Regions from separate parts of the Homo sapiens genome. Here region 1 is linked to region 2. A link is a loop called in an ENCODE intact Hi-C map of the cell type or tissue named here. Cell type or tissue: CD4-positive, alpha-beta T cell. All regions are shown on one strand. Each heading gives the region's core, and the rest is flanking DNA. Links, peaks and the distances in the headings are about the cores only.

Region 1 (8,347 bases), core at 122-8,121, 370 kb after region 2:
CAAAAGCAATAAATTAATCACTAATTGACTAACATTATTGATCACTTACTGTATAGTAGGCCACATATTTGACTTGGTTCCTAGGATATAAGAATTAATGAAACTATCCTTAAGAAGTATTACAGTACAGTGCAGTGGTCCTCAAACTTTTGTGTGCAGCAGACTCACTTGGGTAGCTTATTAAAATTTCTACTTTTAGACTTCACCCAGAGACTAGGGCTGTCAAGTTGAGAAATTACCAAGGGAGGATAAGGGAGAGGGTGGCCTTCACATTGTATTCTATGAGAAGGGTGCTCCCTGAAATGTCATGTACTGTTTGTGTGAATGTAGAGTCTGAGAAATATGGGCTTTGTGATGTCTTCCCATCGTCAATTTCTCCATCTCTTGGTGCATACACATCCCCCAATTCCCACCCAATGTGCTTTAGGAGAAGATGTCTCCATGTCTGCTTTTAAGAAGGCACATGGCTCAAAGTAAATCTGTGCAAGTACGTCTCTTGAGTGATTCGCTCAGGAATGGGAACTTGACCTAATTCAGCTTAGCAAGATGTGAAGTGTTTTTCCTGCAACTTTTAAGGCAGGTTGCTTCCTTACATAGAGAACTTGGAGGAACGAGCTCTTCTCTCTTCCAAGATGTGGTGGAGGAAGCAAGTTCCCAGGGAATTGGGGATAGTTCTCTTCAGAATGAAGCTGATGCCATGGAGGGCAGAGAGGAAGAGACAAAAGGAACCAGATGTGTGATGATATTGATGAGCTACTGAACCCCTTTGACTCATTAAGTCCTCTTTCTTTGAAGAAAGAGTTTGAGTTTTGTTATTATTGTTGTTGTTACTTGCAACAAAATAAGCCCTAGCTGGTATGGCAACTTTGGGAGTGGGCCCAGAAATCCTAATTTTTAATAATCTACTCCAGGTGATTCTGAAGTAGACGGTGGTAGATCTAGTCTAATATATTTGGCCAGAATTATTTTCAGAGAGTAGTGGTGTTTACTTCATAATCTTAGTTTTGAAGACTTTTAAGGAGAACACATAGGTTAGTTAAAACATTTAACTAAATTATATTTAATGAATTGTATGTTGATGGATTGAGTCATTTGTCCGTAGTACATCTGCCAGAGATAAATGCTTTTGAAAAAAATCCTACATTTTCTGCTTTTCTATCATAAGACATGATTTGATTGCAGCCACAGTGACACCAATTATATATTTTTTATCTGTTGAAGTGGAGAAAATGGGCTCTAAGTAATCATTACTTAGTGAAAATTGAACTGTCATCTCAAATTGTCAATACTCAGATTAGAAAATGTAAACAAAACTAAGTTCCTTTACTCTTCAACTCCACACAAGTGAAAATGCTGCATAAAATTTGATAGGCACAATTATCATCATTTTACCCTTTCAGATGTCAGCTCATTCTATTGATCTACATTCTGTTGATGTAATAGTTAAATATTAAAATTTAATGAATGCCAGTTAAAAATGGACCCCCAAAATGTATTGTTTATTAACCTGTATCTTAAAGGATTAGGCATAAAAAGATTTTATGAATGACAGTTCATGAATATTATTAATGTGAATTGAATTAATATTCATTTACTTGAAGCTGCTCATTATATCTGTGATTAACCTTTTACCTTCCTAAAGAGATGATGTTTTATAAGGAAAAGACACAAAGGAAAAGGGATTAAAATAATCTTAAAATAGTCTCATAAAGGGCTGGGCGCGGTGGCTCACACCTATAATCCCAGCACTTTGGGAGGCCGAGGTGGGTGGATAACTGAGGTCAGGAGTTCGAGACTGGCCTGACCAACATGGTGAAACCCCGTTTATACTAAAAATACAAAAATTAGCTGGGTGTGGTTGTGGGCACCTGTAATCTCAGCTACTAGGGAGGCTGAAGCAGGAGAATCGCTTGAACCCGGCAGGCAGAGGTTGCAGTGAGCTGAGACTGTGCCATTGCACTCCAGCCTGGGTGACAAGAGTGAGACTCCGTCTCAAAAAAAAAAAAAAAAAAAGTCTCGTAAAATTCCAACCTGCATTTTTTTTTTATTTTAATTTTTTTCGGAGACAGAGTCTCATCTGTCCAGGCTGAAGTACAGTGGTGTGATCTTGGCTCACTGCAACCTCTGCTTCCCAGGTTCAAGTAATTCTACTGCCTCAGCCTCCTGAGTAGCTAGAAATACAGGCACCTGCCACCATGCCCGGCTAATTTTTGTATTTTTAATAGAGATGGGGTTTCGCCCTGTTGGCCAGTCTGGTCTTAAACTCCCGATCTCAAGTGATCCGCCTGCCTCAGCCTCCCAAAGAGATGGGATTACAGGCATGAGCCACCATGCACCGCCCCAACCTGCCCTTTTAAAAGACCTTCATTCCATTAAATAAAATAATGTTATATGATTCTAAAACCCTTATCTGTGGCAATGAGTCTCTTCATGACTGTTTGAGGGAAAAATTCCACTGGTCAGTACAGTAGGCAGAATTTCTAAAATCATCCCCCAAGATGTTATATCCAACTACCCAGACCCTCTGCATGTGATGAGATTCAGTCCTGTGATGGTGTTGTATTATATGGCATAGTTAACCTTAAGATAGGGAGAATATCCAGGTGGGCCTCATCTAATCAGATAGGCCCTGAAAACAGGAATGCTTTCTGATGCTGCCAGCAGAAGTCAGAGAGATTCTTAGTGTGAGAAAGGCTCCCTGTGCCATTGCTGGCTTTGATGACAGAGAGAGCTATCTGAGAATGTAAGTGGCCCTAAGGAGCTAAAAGAGAGGCCCCTGGCTGACTGCCAGTCAGGAAACAGGGATCTCAGCCCCACAACTGCAAGGAACTGGATACTGCCAACAACCTGAATGAGCTTATAAGTGGGTTCTCTGTAGAGCCTCCAGATAAAAGCCCAGATGGCCCACACCTGGGCCTCAGCCTTGTGAGCCCCTAAGTAGAGAAACCGGTGAAGCCTACTCCTGACCCACAGAACTATGAGATCATGAATGTTTTTTTTTAATTAATCTACTTAATTTGTGATTTTTGACACCATAATAGAAAACTAATATAGTCAGGAAAATTATGAGCAAAACATTCACGGTAGAAGGGATCTCAGAGAGCTTCTAACCACTGGTGTCCTTGACAAAGAAGGACCCTAGACACAGTAGACAGTGTGAAACCCAAGCTATTTCAAAGCTCTAAAAAGCCTAAATTAAGTCACACAATTATTAATCAAATAGTGCTGTACAGACCTACTTAACCTTGATAGATGATAATCAAGTTTCTTTGTTTTTACCCTCACTAGAATGTAAGCACCACTTGGGCAGGGATGTTGACTCTTCTGTTCACAGTTATCCTTAATGTCAAGAACAGAACCTGATACCCAGTAGGCATTCAATAAACAAATACATAATTAGGGCCAAAATTATATCATCAGTATGATAAAAACACATTATTCAACTGTTAACAATTACTTATGCTTGAATTCATTAAAGAGATAATAATAAACTTTGAATGTGTAAATGCAGTTAGATTGGCCAAATCATTCAAAACATAGGCTTCATGGGTAGGAAAAAATAACAAAAGGGACATTAGTTATTAATTTGTGTTTTTTTTGAAAAACATTTTGTCCATTCCCCCTTCTAAAAATCCAGATGAGGAAACTGAAGCCAAGTGAGGTTAAGTAATAAATATGTAACTGTTAGCTAAATTGTGGTACTGGTTCTAAATGTTTGTGATAGAAAGCCGTTTAATCAAAATGAATCTGTCCACATTCGAAACTGATGGGTGCTGCTGATAAATCAACTGTGGGAAGAAAAAGTGAAAACAGACTAAAAAAAGCAGGCTTCAGAGCCACAGTTACTGGAACACAAACTCCATTCCATTTAGTTTAATTAAACCAAACTTAGCAAACATCTATGATGTGAGATATTAATAGACACTCTGGGTTATGAGGATGAACAGACATGCCCAGATCCTCCAGGATTTCCAGTCTAGGAGGGGAGCTAAGGCATGAACCCAGGTAAATGCAATACAAGGTAGAATGTGAAGGGTACTACTGGGGGGTACAAATAAAGAACTATGGGAGCAAAACTGGTGGAGAGCTTTTTTGTAGCTGGAAAGGTGGGGAAAAGTTTCACAGAGGAGGTGTCATCTGTTGCCCTGGAAATGGCACTGAGTGGAGTTTCCTCTAAAGTTTATTTACATTGTACAGAAGAAATGTCACATCAGAAACTTGTCCCTTGAGGCCAGGCATGATGGCTCATGCCTGTAATCCCAGCACTTTGGGAGGCTGAGGTGGGCGGATCACTTGAGGTCAGGAGTTTGAGACCAGCCTGGATAACATGGTGAAATCCTGTCTCTACTAAAAAATACAAAAATTAGCTGGGCATGGTGGCACGCACCGTAATCCCAGCTACTCAGGAGGCTGAGGCAGGACAATCGCTTGAACCTGGGAGGCAGTTTGCAGGGAGCCAAGATTGCCCACTGCACTTCACCCTGAGTGACAGAGTGAGACTCAGTCTCAAAAAAAAAAAAAAGAAAGAAACTTGCTCCTTGAATTCTTGTTTCATCACTGGTCTGAAATCTAAACAGAAGGAAAGCCAGCTGTAGAATTGCTATGTTCCAGAAATAAATATACAGAAACTTCTTAAATTGAAAGTTACACTCGATTTGTATTCTACTGAATTACAAGCACTCATAAATGTTTATTTCCTTGTAATTCATTTCTTTGTTAGATACAATGATGCTTAATTCCACCTTGTGGTTAACGTGGAGGATGGAGCATTCTGAGAATGTGAGAACATACAGCACTAATTTATTAGGATAGCTGCTTTCTGTCTGAGATGAATCCCATCTCCAATCCCATTTGTATTTTGTAGTTTTTTCTCTCCAGGCCAGGCAATTAATCCTTATGCTCTTTAGCACTCTGGCACTTAGCCTCTGTTTCAAGTGTTCTTTTTACATTTGTTGAATGTTTCCTCAAACTTAAATACCGAATTGACTAAAATGCATGGAAAAATACAAAGAATATGTGAGAAATATGTTATTTTTTAAAAAGTTACTTTCGTTATTCATCTGGAACTGCACCTGTGGTGTATAGTAATCTCGGTTACATTGCCCTCTAGTGGTGGTAGTACGGTAGTCATCTTATTAACATTTATTGAATATCTGCTGTGTAGGTAGGCTCTGAGGATATTGAGACAATTAAGAAACAGTTCCTACTCTTGTTGATTTCTCATTCTAGCAGAAGATGCATTTCAGCATAGCACGTGTGAAAAGGAACTGTGTAGGTAGGTAGTCATCTTTTCAGTAGTCATCTTATTAACATTTATTGAATATCTGCTGTGTAGGTAGGCTCTGAGGATATTGAGACAATTAAGAAACAGTTCCTACTCTTGTTGATTTCTCATTCTAGCAGAAGATGCATTTCAGCATAGCACGTGTGAAAAGGAACTATAGCAGGAGCACGTACAAAGGTCTATGAGTGCTCTGGGGAAGGAATAATTAATTCTCTCTAAGTGCATCCAGAAGGGCTTTTCAAACACATTACACTTCAGCAGCACCTTGGAAAGTGCATAGGAGTGTTTCAGGTATTCTGTCTTCAAGAGACCCATCTCACATGCAATGACATCCATAGGCTCAAAGTAAAGGGATGGAGAAAGATCTCTCAAGCAAACAGGAAAAAAAAAAAAAAAAAAGAAAGCCGGTGTTGCTTTTCTTATTTCAGAAAAAACAGACTTTAAAGGAACAATGATCAAAAAGACAAAGAAGGGAATTACATAATGGCAAAGGGTTCAATTAAACAAGAAGACTTGACTATCCTAAATATATATGCACCTGACATTGGAGCACCCATATTCATAAACAATTTTTAGGAACCTATGAAGGGACTTAGATAACTACACAGTAAGTGTGGGAGACTTGAACACCCCACTGACAGCATCAGACAGATCACCGAGGCAGGAAACTAAAAAAGATATTTGGCACCCAAACTCAACACTGGACCAAATGGACCTAACAGACATTTGCAGAACACTACCGCCAACAACAACAGAACATACATCGTTCTCATCCGCACATGGCACAGACCACACACTTGGCCACAAAGCAATTCTCAATAAATTCTAACTGAAATCATACCAACCATACTCTCAGACCACAGCAAAATAAAAATAGAAATCAATATTAAGAAACTGCTGAAAACCACACAATTACATGGAAATTAAACAATCTGCTCCTGAATGACTTTTAGGTAAACAATGAAATTAAGGCAGCCATCAAGAAATTATCTGAAATGAATGAAAACAGAGATATAACATATCAGAATCTCTGGGACACAGCTAAAGCAGTGTTGAGAGAGAAGTACAGTGCCTTCATCACTAAATGCCTACATCAAAAAGTCAGAAAGGTATCAAATTAACAACCTAATATCACAACTAGAGGAACTAGAAAAGCAAGAGCAAACTAACCCCAAAGCTAGCAGAAGAAAAAAACCAAAATCAGAGCTGAACTAAATTCAGATGTGAAAAACCATACAAAAGATCAGTGAACCCAAAAGTTGGGGTTTTGAAAGAATAAATAAGATTGATAGACCACTGGCTAGATTAATAAAAGATCCAAATAAACACAATTAGAAATGACAAAGGTGACATTACCATTGACCCCACAGAAATAAAAAAAAAATCCTCAGAGACTATTATGAACACCTCTATGCACACAAACTAGAAAAGCTAGAAGAAATAGATAAATTCCTGGAAACATACAACACCCACCCCCCGCCGCCCCAAGATAGAACCAGGAAGAAACTGAATCCCTGAACAGACTAATAATGAGTTCTGAAATTCAATCAGTAAGTAAAAAAAAAAAAAACCTACCAAACAGAAAAACTGCTGGACCAGATGGATTCACAGCTAAATTCTACCAGATGTATAAAGAAGAGCTGGTACCAAATCCTACTGAAACTATTACAAAAAATCGAAAAGGAGGGATTCCTTCATAACTCATTCTAGGAGGCCAGCATCATTCTGATACCAAAACCTCACAGAGACATAACCTATTTAACTATCACAATCCAGTTGATTTGTTGTATTTGCTTACATTGTGGGTGAGTGTCTTTTCTTTGTGCTGTAAAGAAGCTTGAGACTATTTCTGGCTTCTGGGAGTCCAGTCAACACCTGTGCAGACTCTTGGACTATGCTGAGCTCAGCCACCATTCAGCTGCATACCTTAGGCAGTTTCTTCTGATATATAAATATTTTTCAGGTGTGTGGAATAGGGGACGAGTGAAAGGGTGAGCGGAATAATCGTCTATGACTTAAGATCCTTCCCTCTGCAAAGGCAGCATCCTGTAGGGAAGCGAACATGGGTTCTGGAGGCAGACAAAGCTTAGGTCAAATCCTGGCTCTGCCACTCGCTGTGTGATATTGGAAGGTGTTTTGGTTTATCTGAATTCCAGTTTTCTTATCTGTAAAAAGGAGATACTAATACCTATCTCCAGGATTGCTGGAGGGATTAATAAAAGTATATAAAAAGCACCTGGCACAGCGAAAGTAATCTGTAAAGATTAATTACCTTCCCAAGTCCCCTTAATCACTGAAACAAGCTTAAGCTATACCAAACATCCACTTAAATATAGGTACAATGAAACAAATTTTATATGTGTTCCATTTTGCCAAAACTACCTAACATCTAGGAAGGGTCTTACGATCTGAAACTTGATCTCATCTGTCTCATCGCATTGGATCCTCACACAACCATGGGAGGGAGGGTATCTTAACATCTTTCACCCACCACTTACTGAGAGTCTGCTCTGTGCAAAATAAAATGGTGGGATTAAAGCACCCAATAGATGCCCTCCAGACACCCCACCCACCCCTAGTCAGGTAAGAAGAGGCAGATGATAAAACTAGCTACAATTCAGCTTAATAAATGCCATGGAACAGCTAAACAGAAGGTACTAATGGGGCACGGAGTAAGGACAACTAATTAAAGCTGCTCTTGAGGTAAAGTGGGCAGGTAAACGGAATCAGGCAGAATAAGTAAGAGTTTCTCTGGTGGGAGAAGGGAGGAAGGGTGCATGTTTTGGGGGTGATGAAAGTGAGCAAGTGAGGGAGAGAGCTGTGCAGACAACGGATGGAGTCGACCTTTCTGTGAAGAGAAATCCCAACTTCCTGAAGACAAAAAGTCCACATTTGTGATCAAATGAGTCTCTAGGTCATCACACTTTGGTCATTTATTTATGTGTATGATGGACATAGTGTTACGGAATGGGCTTTGTAGCCCAGGCAACTGGAGCTTCTTAGAAAAACTAAGTTACTTCTAACTGAAGTAACTGAGCCGTGCTCCAGTTAAGGCCTGAATCA
Region 2 (8,347 bases), core at 223-8,222:
GCAAAATTTGGCTGTGAATCCCTCTTGTCCTGGATTTTTGTTATTGTTGTCAGGAGATTTTTAAAAAATTACTGATTCAGTTTAACTACTTGCCATTTGTCTGCTCAAGATTTCTATGTCTTCCTGGTTCAATCTTGAGAAGTTGTATGTTTACAGGAATTTGTCTGTTTTCTCTAGGTTTTCTAGTTTGTGCACATAGGGGTGCTAATAATAGTCTCTGATGATCTTCTGTATTTCTGTATTGTCCATTGTAATGTCTCCTTTATAATTTCTGATTGTGCTTATTTGAATCTTCTCTATTTTTTTCTTGATTAACCTAGCAAGGAGTATATCAGCCTGTTTACCTTTTCAAATAACCAACTTTTTGTTGATCCTTTGTTTCTTTTTTTGATCTCAATTTCTCTGATCTTTGTTATTTCTTTTCTTAGGCTAGATTTCGGTGTGGTTTGTTCTTGTTTTTCTAGTTCCTTGAGTTGCAACATTTGGTTGTTAATTTGAGATCTTCCTGTCTTTTTGATGTAGGCAAGCTACAAACTTCCTTGTCAGTGCTGTCAGTGGGGTGTTGAAATTCCCCATTATTATTGTATTGCTGTCTATCTCTTTTCTTATGTCTAGTAGTATTTGTTTTATGAATCTAGGTACTTTGGTGTTGGGTGCATATATATTTAGAATTGTTACATTTTCTTGTTGAATTCTTTTATCATTTTATAATGACCTTCTTTGTCTTTTTTTCCTGTTGTTGGTTTAAAGTCTGTTTTATCTGATGTGAGTATAGCCACTACTGCTTTCTTTGTTTTCTGTTTGTGTGGAATGTCTTTTTCCACTCCTTTACTTTGAGTTTGTAAATATCTTTACCCATTAGGTGGGTTTCTTGTAAGCAGTATTTGGTTGGATTTTATTTTTTATCCACTCTTCCAGTGTATGTCTTTTAAGTGGAGCATTTAGTCCATTTACATTCAAGGTTAATATTGATATATGAATTTTTTTCCCATTATGATGTTAATTGTTACCTAGTTGCTTTGTAGTCTCAATTGTGAAATTGCTTTATAAGACCTGTGAGCTTTATACGTTTGTGTGCTTTTATGATGATGAGTATTGCCTTTTCATTTCCATGTTTAGAACTCCTTTGAACATTTTTTGTACAACTGGTCTAGTGTTGATGGATTTCCTTAGCATTGACTTGTCTGGGAAATACTTTAGTTATTCTTTATTTATAAAGCTTAGTTTAGTAGGATAAAAAATTCTTGGCCAGCAGTTCCTTTTTTTGGAGATGGAGTCTTACTCTGTCGCCCAGGCTGGAGTGCAGTGGTGTGATCTTGGCTCACTGCAATCTCCGCCTCCTGGGCTCAAGCAAGTCTCCTGCCTCAGCCTCTCAAGTAGCTGGGATTATGGGTGCACACCACCATGCCTGGCTAATTGCCAGCAGTTCTTTTCTTTAAGAGAACTGAAAATAGGACCCTAATCTCTTCTAGCTTATAAGATTTCTGCTGAGAAGTTGCTAGTCTGATGAGATTTTCTTTTTTTTTTTGAGATGGAGTCTTGCTCTGTAGCCCAGACTGCAGTGGTGTGATCTCGGCTCACTGCAACCTTCACCTCCTGAGTTCAAGTAATTCTCCTGCCTCAGCCTCCCTAGTAGCTAGGATTACAGGCCGCACCACCATGCCTGGCTAATTTTTGTATTTTTAGTAGAGATGGAGTTTCACCATGTTGGCCAGGCTGCTCTCGAACTCCTGACCTCAGGTGATCCACCTGCCTCCGCCTGCGTCTGCCTCCCAAAGTGTTGGGATTACAGGTGTGAGCCACCTCACCCAGCCAGGATTTTCTTTATAGGTGATTAGTTGCCTCTCTCTTGCTGCTTTTAGAATTTGTTCCTTCACACTGACTTTGGATAGTCTGATGACTATCTGGGCAAAGATTTTAAAAAGAGGACCTAAAGAATGTGCTAACCATAAAAGATAAAATTAATAAACTGAACTTTACTCATCAAAGATAATGTTAAGACCATAACTGGTCAAGCCCCAGAGTAGAAGATAATTATAATATATTTATATCTTACCACTGACTCACACAAATTAATAAAGAAAAGATAGAAAATATGTGTTTTTTTTTGGAAACAGGGTCTTGCCCTATGGCCCAGGCTGGAGGGAAGTGGTGCAATTATAGCTCACTTCAGCCTCAAACTCCTGAGCTCAAGCAATCCTCTCAGCTTGGTCTCCCAAAGTGTTGGGATTACAGGCATGAGCCATTGTACCTAGCCTGAAAATATTATACAAAATGAAGAAAAGATTGGAACATTCTTAACCAATAAGCATATAAACAATTTCATTAGTTTTCAGGGAAAAGCAATTTAAAACTATAATGAGATATCACTATATACCCACCAGAATGGCTACTGTTTAAAGGACTGACAATACCAAGTGCTGAGGAGGAAATGGAATAGTGGAGTTCGTATCCTGCTTGTGGGAGTGTGGATTGGTACAACTACTTCAGAAAATTGGCAGTATTTACTAAAGCTGAACATATGCAAATGTCATGACTCAGCAATTCCACTTCTAAGTATATGCTCACTCAAAGAAATGCATACACATATTGATTCAGTGTATATATAGAAACTTCATAACAGCACTATTCATAATAGCTCCAAACTGGACACCACACAAATGATCATGAATAAGTAAGTTGTGATGCATAGCAGTGAAAACAAAGTAGATGATTCTCATCAACACAATGAAAAGCCAAACAAGTGGGATGAGTCATATAAACTTCAAAACAGGCGAAAGCCATCTCTGTGGTATTAGATGTCAGAATAATGGTCACCACTTCGGTGAGGTGATTAGGAACGTCTGGGCGGCTGGTAGTGTTCTAGTTCTTGATCTAGGTGCTGGTTATTTGGATGTAACTAAACAAATAGCAAATAAAATTTAAAAAGGTAAAATATACAATTGCACAAAAACGTTTATGTTAATTTCACTTTGCGAACATCAGTCAAGCTATATGCTTACAATTTGTGCACTTTTCTTTAGTTTTGTTATACCTCAATAAAAAGTTTACTGAAAAACAACCAACCACCCAACCAATCCTCTCTGCACTTGGTGCTGAATTTTTGTACTAATCAAATAACAAGGAATCAAATACTAAGGAAATAACAAAACATGTGAGTGGAAGAAACAATTTCCTTGATACAGTAGAAATTGTAGCTTATAACAAATTCTATTCAATGTATCATATTTTAACTTTAAAATACCTTTATGACCTAGAGAAAGGTGTGAAACAAATTCCAAATATAAGTAGTGATAGCCAATCTCTTTTCTTAAATATTAAAGAACACAATTTTTATAACCAACAAGTAACTTTTGATCTGACAATATAAACAATTACACTGAGATAATTTTTATATATGTCTTTCAGTCTCCAGGGCAAAATTCCTTACATGTTTTAGAAAATTTTCAGCCTGAAACAAATAAAATTTCTCTCATTATTTTCTAGAACACATTACATTTTTATCATATTGACTTTTTGCAATGCGGGGGTGAACAAATAAAGTAATACATGAACATTTTGTAGGAGTGAGCCTATTAAATGGCTGCATATATGCTTGCCTCTGTAAAAGGTAAGCTTTAAAACTTGAAAACTGCTGCAAGTTGGCATAGCTCTTACAGTTCTTGGTAAAGACAGCCATCTAGTGGAAATAGTTCTATTGACTTTTGAAGGCTGGCAAATAGAATGAATATGAACCCTCAGTTCAACTTAAACTTCAATGTTGGTTTAAGGCTTAAGAAGAGGTAATCCATCTTAACAGGACATTTATAAAGTTTGGGGCATTTTTGGGGCAAATCATAATTTGCATTTGGAAAGTATTTTAATAATGTTCACAAGGTAAAATTCATTCATTTTCGTGAACTAATTATGGACAACATGTTAATAAAATTTCAACTAATTCTAAAAAAAAAAAAAAAAAAAGGAGAGGTATTAAAAAAAAGATCCAGTATTTGGATGCTCCTTATCTTGTGTCCAGGTCTGGAACTGGGGAGGGAGTGTAGGTTGTGGGGTAGGGAAAAAAATTGGTACTTTGGTCTAGGGAGGAATAGAGTGCCATTAGAATAAAGAGAGCGCTGGACTCAAAGATGCCTTGCTTTGGACTGTATTGAATGCTCTCTCTAGGTGGCAGAAAGAAGACAATTTGGTAGGATAGCAGGAAGTTGGTTTTGTTTTTTTTTTTAATGTAAGCTGAACAACCATGCCTAGTTGTGGTGTAGGAAGTTTAGTTAGTTGGTAGCCATCAGCTCAGTAAGAGTTCTAGAATAAGTATTCCTTTAAGTTGATGGTTTAAATAACTAGAGCCTTGCAATAGATCAAAAGCACACTACAGGCTCTGATTATGAGAAGGAATGGTATGAAGCAAAGAGTCTGAATTAGAACTGTGAAGACGTGAGTTAGGTATGCTTCTGGTGTGTATAATCTTATGACTTTGCTTATTTTACTTACCCGAATTACACTTTTCTTATTTATAAAAACTGTAGAGTAACAAAATCCACTCCAATGACTTGTGCCCAGGGAGAGAGCAACTCTCTTTTTTTGGTTTGTTGGAGTCAGTTGTGATTTAGTGATACCCAGAGACACCTAGTAAAATTCTCTCATTATGGCTTATCATTAATGTGTTTCTCTAACTTTTAACAGGTTTGATGATGGATGCCCTGAACTGTAGGTCAGGTTTTAAATGCAGGCTTTTTCTTACCTTTTATGTTCTTCTAAATTAGAAAATGCTAATTCATAATTGTAAGTCATTAAAAGAGCAAATATTTGAAGGCTTTGTCAGATAGTTTTGGACTTTTGAGTTGCATATTAATCCAGAAATTGTGGAGAGATTTTTCTCTGAGCAGCACATTTGGTTCTCTTCTTGTTCAGATGCCGATATTTCAAATGTTTCAAATATTTGAATGTCTAATAACACTCTGCTTGTGTGTGCGTCTAAGAAATATTTCTTGATATTCTGTTGCAGTGTTTGGTTGTAGTTTTAAAATATGCTTTTGCTCTATCCATAGCTAGTATTCTATCACTACCAAATTATTGATACAGTTTCCATTTCACATCACAGATGGACACAAAATAGATGTTAAACATGTTCTCTTCCTCTGTAGCATGCATTTTCAGTGGTAAACACATAAAGTCATGAGGTCCTTCCTATATCAGGGTCCCCAATCTCTATGCTGTGGAATGGTACAAGTCAGTGGTCTGTTAGGAACTGGGTTGCACAACAGGAGGTGAGCAGCTGGTAAGTGAGCATTACCAGTTGAGATTTGCTTCCTTTCAGATCATTGGCAGCATCAGATTCTCACAGGAGTGCGAACCCTATTGCGAACGGTGCATGCAAGGGATCTAGGTTGCATGCTCCTTATGAGAATCTAATGCCTGATGATCTGAGGTGGAAGAGTTTCATCCCGAAACCATCCCCCCATCCCCATCTGTGGAAAAATTGTCTTCCGTGAAACTGACCCCTGGTGCCAAAAAGGTTGGGGGCCATTAATCTATATAATATATATAATGTTAAGAGGTTGCCATGGCTTGAATATTTGTCACTTCCAAAACTCATGTTGAAATTTAATCCCCAATGTGGCAGTATTGAGAGGTAGGATATTTAAGGGGTGATTGAACCTTGAGGGCTCTGCTCTTATGAATGGATTAATCCATTTATGGATTAATGGATTAGAGGGTTAATGGATTAATAGGTTATCATGGGAATGGAACTGGTGGCTTTATAAAAAGAGGAAGAGAGACCTGAGTATAGCGCATTAACATGTTCAGTCTCCTTACCATGTGATCTCCTGTACCACCACTGGGCTCTGTACAGGATTCCCACCAGCAAGAAAGCTCTCACCAGATGTGGCCCCTTGACCTTGGACTTCTCAGCCTCCAGAACTTAAGAAACAAATTCCTTTTCTCTACAAATTACCCCGTTTCAAGTATTTTGTTATAAGCACAGAAAATGAACTAAGACAGAGGTGACTCATCATTTCAGTGGTTTTGAGCAACTATGTAGAATGAAGTACATTCTAGCACAGATATGTGATAGTAATTACCTTCCATATAGCTATATTTCAGATACTCAGAGTTCAATAGTGTTATCTGACAAATTTTGCTAATAGCTCATTATGCTTTCTAGAAGAAAAACATCAATTTCATTGATTATGGCTATTACTACAAACTTCTTACCAATACTATAACTTATACCTGTTTTTACTGTAAGGAATGAAACTTTGAATGATGTTTCTGTAATTCGGTCTCTTTTGTGCCTTTTGTAATCAAGATTCCTCAATTTAAGACTGGAAAGCATTATCTTGTGCATATTTGGTTACTGGAGAGATCATGGTGCTTTAACTGAAAATGACCCTAATATTTCAAAGTCATAAACCAGTTGATGAATTTTCATAAGAGATAATGTTCTGGAGACTAAGAGCAAATGGCTCATCAGTTCTCAAAAATTCTATCTTCAGATGCCAATCATCATACTTAGTGGAACTTGTCTTTTAAAGCTTCTGTATGGAAAAATTACACTCAGATGTACCTGAACCAATTCTAGTTCTGTATTCACACTATAGATTTGTGATACAATTCATAATGGTAATATTTTTGTTATAATTTTAATCACTATTTTTATACCTTAGTGAACCATTGTTGAGCTTCAATGTATGTTTTCAAATCAGGGATATTACTCAATATAATAGAAAAAACTGCACATTTTACAAACATAAAAATTAATGCCATATCATGTTTAAAAAGTTAGTTTTTTTAAAATTTATTATTATTATACTTTAAGTTTTAGGGTACATGTGCACAATGTGCAGGTTAGTTACATATGTATACATGTGCCATGCTGGTGCGCTGCACCCACTAACTCGTCATCTAGCATTAGGTATATCTCCCAGTGCTATCCCTACCCCCTCCCCCCACCCCACAACAGTCCCCAGAGTGTGATGTTCCCCTTCCTGTGTCCATGTGTTGTTCTCATTGTTCAATTCCCACCTATGAGTGAGAATATGCGGTGTTTGGTTTTTTGTTCTTGTGATAGTTTACTGAGAATGATGATTTCCAATTTCATCCATGTCCCTACAAAGGACGTGAACTCATCATTTTTTATGGCTGCATAGTATTCCATGGTGTATATGTGCCACATTTTCTTAATCCAGTCTATCATTGTTGGATATTTGGGTTGGTTCCAAGTCTTTGCTATTGTGAATAATGCCGCAATAAATATACATGTGCATGTGTCTTTATAGCAGCATGATTTATAGTCCATTGGGTATATACCCAGTAATGGGATGGCTGGGTCAAATGGTATTTCTAGTTCTAGATCCCTGAGGAATCGCCACACTGACTTCCACAATGGTTGAACTAGTTTACAGTCCCACCAACAGTGTAAAAGTGTTCCTATTTCTCCACATCCTCTCCAGCACCTGTTGTTTCCCGACTTTTTAATGATTGCCATTCTAACTGGTGTGAGATGGTATCTCACTGTGGTTTTGATTTGCATTTCTCTGATGGCCAGTGATGGTGAGCATTTTTTCATGTGTTTTTTGGCTGCATAAATGTCTTCTTTTGAGAAGTGTCTGTTCACGTCCTTCACCCACTTTTTGATGGGGTTGTTTGTTTTTTTCTTGTAAATTTGTTTGAGTTCATTGTAGATTCTGGATATTAGCCCTTTGTCAGATGAGTAGGTTGCAAAAATTTTCTCCCATTTTGTAGGTTGCCTGTTCACTCTGATGGTAGTTTCTTTTGCTGTGCAGAAGCTCTTTAGTTTAATTAGATCCCATTTGTCAATTTTGTCTTTTGTTGCCATTGCTTTTGGTGTTTTAGACATGAAGTCCTTGCCCATGCCTATGTCCTGAATGGTAATGCCTAGGTTTTCTTCTAGGGTTTTTATGGTTTTAGGTCTAATGTTTAAGTCTTTAATCCATCTTGAATTGATTTTTGTATAAGGTGTAAGGAAGGGATCAGTTTCAGCTTTCTACATTTGGCTAGCCAGTTTTCCCAGCACCATTTATTAAATAGGGAATCCTTTCCCCATTGCTTGTTTTTCTCAGGTTTGTCAAAGATCAGATAGTTGTACATATGCGGTGTTATTTCTGAGGCCTCTGTTCTGTTCCATTGATCTATATCATCTATATCTCTGCTTTGGTACCAGTACCATGCTGTGTTGGTTACTGTAGCCTTGTAGTATAGTTTGAAGTCAGGTAGTGTGATGCCTCCAGCTTCGATCTTTTGGCTTAGGATTGACTTGGTGATGCGGGCTCTTTTTTGGTTCCGTATGAACTTTAAAGTAGTTTTTTCCAATTCTGTGAAGAAAGTCATT

What was found. Peaks named below come from ENCODE experiments on the same cell type or tissue, not always from the same donor. Only the 100,000 strongest peaks of a DNase experiment are listed, where the experiment ranks them.
Region 1: it touches region 2 in a loop (2.6-fold over the local background); 11 of 110 quality-filtered maps call a loop at or near these places.

The regions. Positions count from the first base shown.
Region 1 is chr10:91,386,567-91,394,913 of GRCh38, reverse strand. The region is part of intron 3 of HECTD2-AS1 (HECTD2 antisense RNA 1); the gene reads left to right. Among named protein-coding and RNA genes, the nearest start is that of HECTD2, 20 kb to the left of the region's middle. In CD4-positive, alpha-beta T cell, for the core only: a CTCF peak has its summit at 5,093 (motif pointing left); a DNase peak (open chromatin) is centred at 5,083.
Region 2 is chr10:91,754,084-91,762,430 of GRCh38, reverse strand. No RefSeq gene overlaps it. Among named protein-coding and RNA genes, the nearest start is that of TNKS2-DT, 40 kb to the left of the region's middle. In CD4-positive, alpha-beta T cell, for the core only: CTCF peaks have their summits at 3,445 and 3,649 (motif pointing left); a DNase peak (open chromatin) is centred at 3,660.